Regions from separate parts of the Homo sapiens genome. Here region 2 is linked to region 1. Evidence: read pairs that join two places in POLR2A ChIA-PET (ENCODE). Cell type or tissue: PC-9. All regions are shown on one strand. Each heading gives the region's core, and the rest is flanking DNA. Links, peaks and the distances in the headings are about the cores only. Region 1 has its middle 73 kb from the start of MCF2L-AS1. Region 2 overlaps GRTP1 (growth hormone regulated TBC protein 1).

Region 1 (4,381 bases), core at 225-4,224:
TTAATGTTTACCTCCCTCCTGCCAGAGCTTTGTTTTCATTTCATTCAAACAGGCTTCCTCTTTTTACCCACTAAATGGAGACATTTTAAAGCTCCAACTGCAAGTGCTAAAGTCTATAGCTGGGTCCACATCTTCCATGATTTCACCTTTTTATGCCACTTTACTTTGTTTTTAAGTTATCAATAAGTTTCCACTGAATCTTGGAGACACAAGAATTAAATGGTGGGGTCTTTTATAGTTTTTTTGTTTTGTTTTGTTTGTTTTGCAAACAACTTCTGCTGCACTGTTAGGTACCAAAGTGAGGCCGCGCTGACAGGGGCCAGCGTCCTGTACCGCGACCCACAGACCAGCGGCTCCTTACCCACTCCAGTACTGAGGAGTGAGGTGGGTTCTTGTCCCTTTTTACCCTAGGACCTAAACATGGGAAACCCTAGCCCTTCTGATACGTAACAGGGGCAGCCCTGATTTCTGCTGCTAACCTAGTTAACTGGTAATCTGTCTGCTCTTTGGCATGCTGGGAGCTCTGTGTGCACTAACCCGTGGACCCCAGGACGCTCTGGGACGGCTGCACAGATGAGAACACAGGCCAGAAGGGTTTGTTAGTGACTTCTCTGATGTCACAGGCTGGTCAGCTCAGCTGGGCCACATTCCAGCGGCCCCAGCCCTGTCCCACGTGCCCCAGCTTTCTCCTGGGAAGCTGCAGGGAAGGGTCCAGCTAGGGCGATCCCAGCTAGGGCGATCCCAGCTGGGTCCCTGTGGGGCTTCAGAGTGGACACAACTTCCCTGCCAGCTGGCTCGGATCCAGGGGGGCAGGTGGGACCCCGTTTTACATGTGAGCCCAAGGAAGTGAGGCCTGGGCCCCAGAAGACCTCCGACCCGTCCCCTTGTCCAGCCCTCTCCCCTCTGGAAGGGGCCGAGGGTGACCCCAGGTGGCAGGAACTGCACCCATTAGGCACGACCCCGCCCCGCTGCCCGCCCCGGTCACACCTCCCCCTGTCGCCCCCTCCCCCGCCTCGGGCACGGCGGGGAGGAGGGGGAAGAGGGGGATGGGTGAGGAGAGCAATGGGTGGGAGAGGGGGAGAGGGGGAGAGGGGCAGGCTGTTCCCATCGCCCCGCCTCGCCGCCCTTCCCCCTCCGCTCTGGGCTCTGGCCCCCGCCCCGCCCCCGCCCCCGGGCCCCTCTCCGCCCCTCCCCCTCCGGCCCGCCCCCGCCCCGCCCCGCCCCTTCTCTCTCCCCGCCCAGTGTCGGCGCAGCCCTGGGAGGAGGCGTCAGGACGCGCGGACACCTGCGGGGCGCGGAGCTCGGCGGACGCGGGAGGGCAGCACCACGGGCGGCAGGTGCGCGCGGGGCGGGGGCCTGGAGGGGGCGCGGGGGTGACGGGAGGGGGCGCGGGGCGGAGCCGGGCAGGAAGCGTCGCGGTCGCTCCCGGAGCGGGGCCGTCTCCCCCGCGTCCCCCTTAGCCTGGCTGGGGACAGGCGCTGGGACCCGGCTCGCGGTCAGGGCGGCCTGGGATCGGCCCCCGCGGCCCCTGCCCAGCGTCCTGCGCTGGGAACTTCGAGGCGCCTGGGGGGCTCGAAATGGCAGTGGAGGAGACCCCGCGAGTGTCCAGGCGCCCAGGGCCCCTCCGCATTGTCACGGGGGCCCTCACACCCCGGCAGGTGTCACCCCCTGGACGGGCTTCTGCCGACGATCCCTTGGGCACCTCGTAGGACCACCCCGGGAGCTCTGCCCACCCCTTCCTGCCAGAGCGATGGGGGGCCAGTGTCCAGGACAGCGCCTAGGGACAGGGCTGGAGGGAAGGGTAGCCTGGGGTCCGGCTGGGGTCGGGCCCACACCTGGTGGCTGGGGACAGTGCTGGAGGGGAGGGTAGCCTGGGGTCGGGCCCACATCTGCATCTTTCATCTGCCTGCTTGTCCCGGGCCAGGGTCCCCTTGGCCACAGGTCCCCAAACAGACAGCGGGAAGGCCGTGGAGCGCGGGCTGGGCGGACTCCTCCTGGGAGCTCCTTTTGACCTGGCTTGGTTGCCGTGGGCCCTCTGTGGCTCTTCTCCCAGCTGTGGGCCCCTGGCCTTGCTTCAGACCCTTATATAGGATGCTGCGGGAGGGCTGGGCCAGAGGGGGCTCTGGAGCCCAGGCAGGCTCACTCCCTGGAGACTCCCGCCCAGGGGCGTGGCCCGCATGACCCTCACAGAGCCGGGACCCCGAAGGGGTTAAGGTGGCCCGGGCCGCCCAGGCAGGATGTGCCGGCATGGCTGTAGGAGGCCCCAGGATGTGTGGCCACGGGGACCGACACGGCTGACCACAAAAATAGAAATGCAGTCCCCAGGGCTGCAGGCTGCAGAGTGTCGGTGTGGTCCCCTCCCTGGCAAGCAGGAGACCCACATGGCCAGGTGGGTGCTGGATGCTGGGACTGAGGAGGAGCCTCTAGCCCCCAGGACTCCTAACATGCGAACTGTGGAGCGAGGGGTCCAGGGCTGGTCGTGAGAACGGAGTGCACACCCAGGCATTGCCTGAGTTCTGCAGCCTCCGTGGGTAGCTGGGGGGACGGGACCCCGGGAGCCTGTGGAGCCCTCAGTCCCAGGGGGGCAGTGAGGACTCTGGGGCAAGCTGACAGCTAGGTGGGCAGGAGACCCGGGTTTTAAGGCTCCCTCAGGACTCTCCTTCAGCTCTTCCCCATCCTGTGGGGCCGGCTCCGCCCTCCCAGGTCCCAACTTCACCGGGCTGTGCAGGGGCCCAGGCGTCCCCGATTTCACCGGGCTGTGCAGCGGTCCCGGTGTCCCCGATTTCACCGGGCTGTGTAGGGGCCCAGGTGTCCGTGGCTCAAACTTCCACATTGGGTATCCCCAAGAACCCCCCACACGTCTGTGAAATGAGGGGGGCCCCTCCCCTGGGGGCCTGACAGAATTGCTGTGAAACCTGAGATTGTGGGAAACTGCTGGAATCCGTGAAGGGTCTGCAACGTTAGACGGTGGGCTTAGGAACCTGCAGACTTTGGCAGGGACCCCGTGGCACCACCTCCCCCATCACTGTGCTGACTTCAGGGCCTGCAGGCACAGCCAGGTGCAGAGGGGAAGGGGCACAGTCATCATCCTCACCAAGGTGATGGATTCGCTGCAAGATGAAAGGTCTGTGTGCAGCTTCACATCTGTCCTTCTCTGGAATTCAGGTCTCTTCACCGCCCCCCCGAGGCCTCCTCCTGAGGTTTCCCTTTACCTGGTCCCCAAATGGGTGGTCCCAGTCACCTCTGCTGTGGAGATGCACCCTTGCTCACATCGAGGACCCCAGGGAAGACTTTGACTGGAATCTGAACGTTTATTTTGGAAAGGCAGCCTCTTGGTGACTCCAGGTCACTTCAGAAGAGAGGCCCCCCCTGTCTTTACAGCCATGTAATTTGCATTTGTAACGTGGTGGGAGAAGGCCTGGGATTGGCAGAGGGCATGGAGGAGATGAGTCGTGTAGATAGACTGGCCAGGAACGCCACCGGTTGGCAGCCTTTTGTCACCAGTTGAGATGATTTGGGATCATTTTTGGAGGCTCCTGGAGCAGCCACAGTTAGCACTGTGACCAGAAGGATGGAGTTGTAAGGTTCTGGGTGCAGCTCACCTTTCTGTTCAGCCCACCCCGCTTCACTGTCTGCAATGGCTCCCAAGGACGCTGTGAGACTCTCATGTGGCAGGTGCACGGCTCTGGGCTGCATCTTGGTGACAGCATCCCTCTGGCATCCCAATGCAGGTTCCTGAGTCCCACCACAGAGCTTCCCGCCTCACAGATGGAACAGGGCCCTGCGTCTTCGGCAGGTACTCAGTGGTGTTTCTAGGTTCCAACTTGAGTCATCAGTGGATTCCCTGTGGAGGGTCCTTCAGGGGACAGCAGGGCACTGGTCAGGGGCCATGCAGGCTGAGAGCCCACCCTGAGAGGAGGCCAGGCCGGCAGAGCACAGGGCCCCAGCTCGGAGTGCGGGTGGCAGAGTCTTTAGTGCGTGGCCAGCTGGAAGCAGCAGTGGCACTTTGAGAATTTCAAGTCTTGTCCAGGGGCCTTGGTGGCCTCTGACTCACATGGCCTGTTCATGGCAACCCCCGCTTTGGGAAAGCTACATCATGAGGGTCGCTCCTGGCGTCCTAAAGTGAACCTCTCCGAGCTTTCAGCCAACGGTAGGATACGGGACACGGTATGGCCACCGAGAAGCTTTTGGACATCTGTGAGGGCCACCATCGTGAACGTGGTGGTCAGGAGCCCAGCATGAACCGGACTCAGTTGAGCATCAGGGCTGCCCCAGCCGGCTCTGCGGGGTTCACAGGAAGCCCACTCCTCCTCCCCAGCCATGCCTGGGATCTCCTCGGAGCCCTGAAAGGTCGTCCCCATGGGGTTCCACAGCAGGGACA
Region 2 (4,381 bases), core at 146-4,145, 440 kb after region 1:
TGAATGCGCCCAGGCGCCAGCCACGCTTTATGTCCCCCGATCCGGGTGCTCTCCAGGGTGTGCGTGACACGTGTTGATAAGCGTCTTTTTCTCACTCATTATTCAGTCTTCGGCCAGTCCCATGTACAGAGCCCAGCTGGGGGACCTAAGGTGTACAGGGGAAGACCTTTCTTCCTCCCTGGCCACCGACAGTTAAGGAAGGTATAATCCACGCATAACACACTCTGCAGTGCCACGGAGACATTGGGAGAGAGCTTAAAAATTACCGCATTGGCCGGGTGCAGTGGCTCACACCTGTAATCGCAGCACTTTGGGAGGCTGAGACGGGTAGATCACCTGAGGTCAGAAGTTTGAGACTAGCCGGGCCAACATGGTGAAAACCCATCTCTACTAAAAATACAAAAATTAGCTGGGCGTGGTGGCCAGCACCTGTAATCCCAGCTACTCAGCTACTCAGGAGGCTGAGCAGGAGAATTGCTTGACCCGGGAGATGAAGGTTGCAGTGAGCCGAGATCGTGCCACTGCACTCCAGCCTGGGCAACAGAGTGAAACTCCATCTCAAAAAATAAAAAATAAAAATAAAAATAAATTACTGCAAGATGTGTGGAAATTCCCACCACGTGATGTCAAATGAAAAAGATGGGATGCGGGACTACATACAAAGCACTCCAAGTGTTTCTAAAATAGCTGCCCCATGTGCATAGAAAAGACGACCCAGGCTTGCACCAAAAATACCATTTGTGGGGCTCACCCCCACTGATAGGGGTAGTGGGCGGTTCCGATCTTTATCTAGACTTCTCCCTCTTCTTCAGTATTAACACAATGGAAGTGACTCATAAAAGATAATCAGAAAATGGTTACGTGAATGAGATAATGGCGTCAATGCCAAGGAGGGAGCTGGGCGCCCAGGTGGGCAGGGGATGTAGCTGATGCAAGTGTGCATGGAAAACCAGGTGTGTGCATGGGAGCCCGGGTGCGTGCATGGGAGCCCAGGTGCGTACATGGAAACCCAGGTGCCTGCATGGAAACCCGGGTGCGTGCATGGAAACCCGGGTGCGTGCATGGAAACCCGGGTGTGTGCATGGAAACCCGGGTGTGTGCATGGAAACCCAGGAGTGTGCATGGAAACTCAGGTGCGTGCATGGGAGCCCAGGTGCGTGGATGGAAACCCAGATGTGTGCATGGGAGCCCAGGTGCGTGGATGGAAACCCGGGTGTGTGCATGGAAACCCAGGTGTGTGCATGGGAGCCCAGGTGTGTGCGTGGAAACTCAGGTGCGTGCATGGAGCCCAGGTGCGTGGATGGAAACCCAGGTGTGTGCATGGGAGCCCAGGTGTGTGGAAGGAAACCCAGGTGTGTGCATGGAAGCCCAGGTGTGTGCATGGAAACCCGGGTGTGTGCATGGGAGCCCGGGTGTGTGCATGGGAGCCCGGGTGTGTGCATAAAAACCCAGGTGTGTGCATGGGAGCCCAGGTGTGTGCATGGGAGCCCAGGTGTGTGCATGGAAACCCAGGTGTGTGCATGGGAGCCCAGGTGTGTGCATGGGAGCCCAGGTGTGTGCATGGAAACCCAGGTGTGTGCATGGGAGCCCAGGTGTGTGCATGGGAGCCCAGGTGTGTGCATGGGAGCCCAGGTGTGTGCATGGAAACCCAGGTGTGTGCATGGGAGCCCAGGTGTGTGCATGGAAACCCGGGTGTGTGCATGGAAACCCAGGTGTGTGCATGGGAGCCCAGGTGTGTGCGTGGAAACTCAGGTGCGTGCATGGAGCCCAGGTGCGTGGATGGAAACCCAGGTGTGTGCATGGGAGCCCAGGTGTGTGGAAGGAAACCCAGGTGTGTGCATGGAAGCCCAGGTGTGTGCATGGAAACCCGGGTGTGTGCATGGGAGCCCGGGTGTGTGCATGGGAGCCCAGGTGTGTGCATGGAAAACCAGGTGTGTGCATGGGAGCCCAGTGTGTGCATGGGAGCCCAGGCGTGTGCATGGAAAGCCAGGTGTGTGCATTGGAGCACAGGTGTGTGCATGGGAGCCCAGGTGCGTGGATGGAAACCCAGGTGTGTGCACGGGAGCCCAGGTGTGTGCATGGGAGCCCGGGTGTGTGCACGAAAGCCTAGGTGTGTGCATGGGAACCCGGGTGTGTGCATGGAAACCGGTCGCAGCTCTCCTGTGAAGAAGCACCTGCCCAGCCCCGGCTTCCATCCAGATAGGAGGAATCCACCTCTTCCCAACAGACATGGTCTTTGCTCCTCATCTGAGCCACAGGATTGACCATGGCAGAGACCAGGTGCATGACCTGGGGGTTGGGGGCTCAGGGGCGGCTGCTACCAGGATGGCCTTGCCTCTGTGAGTGACCACAGCTGCGGGGCTGGGATACCAGGAGGCACGGGCTGCAGCATGGGAGGCGGCCCAGGAGGAGATGCCAAGAAGGCACAGCAAGGACAGCCAGTGCAGGAGCCACCCGGGTGCCCACCCAGCAGCTGCGCACCCCCACTGCCCGAGCCAGCCTCTCTGCATCTCTTTTCCTGAGAAGACTTCGGCGTGGCACAGCCCTTACAGGGCGTGAGCCTTCTCAGACGCAGCTCAGGTTACAGCAAGGAAGCTGCAAGGCTGGTTTTGCTGTTTGGTTTACTTTTTTTTTTTTTTTTTTTTTTTTTTAGACAGAGTCTCACTCTGTCACCCAGGCTGGAGTGCAGTGGTATAATCTCGGCTCACTGCAACCTCCGCCTCCCAGGTTAAAGCGATTCTCCTGCCTCAGCCTCCTGAGTAGCTGGGATCACAGGCATCCGACACCAGGCCCGGCTAATTTTTTGTATTTTTAGTAGAGACGGGGTTTCATCATGTTGGCCAGGCTGGTCTCGAATTCCTGACCTCAGGCGATCCACCCACCTCGGCCTCCCAAAGTGCTGAGATTACAGGCGTGACCCACCATGCCTAGCCTTTTGTTTACATTTAAAAAAAGGTATTTTGGGCCGGGTGCCATGTCTTATGCCTGTAATCCCAGCACTCTGGGAGGCCGAGGTGGGAGGATTGCTTGAGCCCAGGAGTTCCAGACCAGCCTGGGCAACAAAATAAAAAATAAATTTTAAAAAACCTAGCCATGAAATAGCAACAATAAGAACTGCACAAAGAACCCCCACATCCCCATCAGATTCCCTGACTGTGAACATTTCAGCACATTTGCTCCCCCGTCACCTCCCTATCTGCACGCACACCACACACAGGTACACACGTGCACACGCACACCACACACAGGTACACACGTGCACACACACACCACACGTGCACACGCACGCCACACACAGGTACACACGTGCACACGCACGCCACACACAGGTACACACGTGCACACGCACACCACACACGCACACGCACGCCACACACAGGTACACACGTGCACACGCACACCACACAGGCACACACGTGCACACGCACACCTGCCTCCATCCCCTGGACTGTGTGAGGCAGAGCTGCACACTCACTGCCCCATCGCACCAAATACTCCAGGGCGTGCTTCCCCAAACAACAGTATGGCCACCTCGACACTAGTCAACACCGACACCACCTCCCAGTTCCCAGATCCCACCCGACGGTCTTCAAGCACTCCGTAAGGACAGTTCCCACAAACACATCCCGAGGAATCCACCCAAGAACAAGCTTCAGGAGCCACACTGACAAAGGCCCAGTGACACACATTACGCCAGAGTTTCCTGGAGAAACAGGCGGGTCCAGGTCTGGGGCAGAAGGCCCATGGGGTGAGCCCAGAGTAGCCTGTCCTGCAGACTCGAGGAAGCCGTCGGCGCCACATTCACATCCACAGGACTCAGGGGCCAACCAGAAGAGGCTCCCGCTGGCCACAGATGGGCCAACCTGAGCTTCAAGAAGGATAAAAACCCTCCAGTGTGTGCAGCCCAGGAGTCCACAGTTGACATGGACACACAGCACTGACCAACCGCCTTCTAGTGACCAGACGCCAATTTATTATTTTGAGGGCGGGGACATAAAGCCAAGGGACCAGCATTTATCCCGCCTCTTCTAATGGACTCATGACATCAGGTCTTGATTCAGCCACCAGTCTGCAGGAAATTTCGAGGAGAGGGGCCCAGCCGGAGGGCGCTGGGGTATCCTCATCAGGAAAGCCTGAGGCGCCGAGCTCGGAGGGTTGGCTTACCCAAGTGCTTGGACAGGAAGAGAAAGAGGTGCAGATTCCCACGCACAGACCGAAGGGGCCCAAGGGTTCCTCACGTGTAACCCGGGGCAATGCTAAGACACACAGCCCAGGTGCCCATGCACATGGCGAACCACAGAAAACAGCACAGAGCAGTGTGGTCACAGTCAGGAAGATGGGATCCAGTCACAACCTTTGCCAAACTCACGAATGCACCCAT

What was found. Peaks named below come from ENCODE experiments on the same cell type or tissue, not always from the same donor. Only the 100,000 strongest peaks of a DNase experiment are listed, where the experiment ranks them.
Region 2: POLR2A ChIA-PET joins it to region 1 with 6 read pairs; 1 of 35 experiments calls an interaction of 5 or more read pairs at or near these places.

What each region holds. Positions count from the first base shown.
Region 1 is chr13:112,893,095-112,897,475 of GRCh38, forward strand. It overlaps a transcript of MCF2L not described here. Among named protein-coding and RNA genes, the nearest start is that of MCF2L-AS1, 73 kb to the right of the region's middle. In PC-9, for the core only: no CTCF peak of the experiment used is centred there; no DNase peak of the experiment used is centred there; H3K4me3 peaks cover 357 bases; H3K27me3 peaks cover 3,349 bases.
Region 2 is chr13:113,329,024-113,333,404 of GRCh38, forward strand. The region is part of intron 5 of GRTP1 (growth hormone regulated TBC protein 1); the gene reads right to left. Among named protein-coding and RNA genes, the nearest start is that of GRTP1-AS1, 20 kb to the right of the region's middle. In PC-9, for the core only: no CTCF peak of the experiment used is centred there; a DNase peak (open chromatin) is centred at 2,578; H3K4me3 peaks cover 417 bases; H3K27ac peaks cover 559 bases.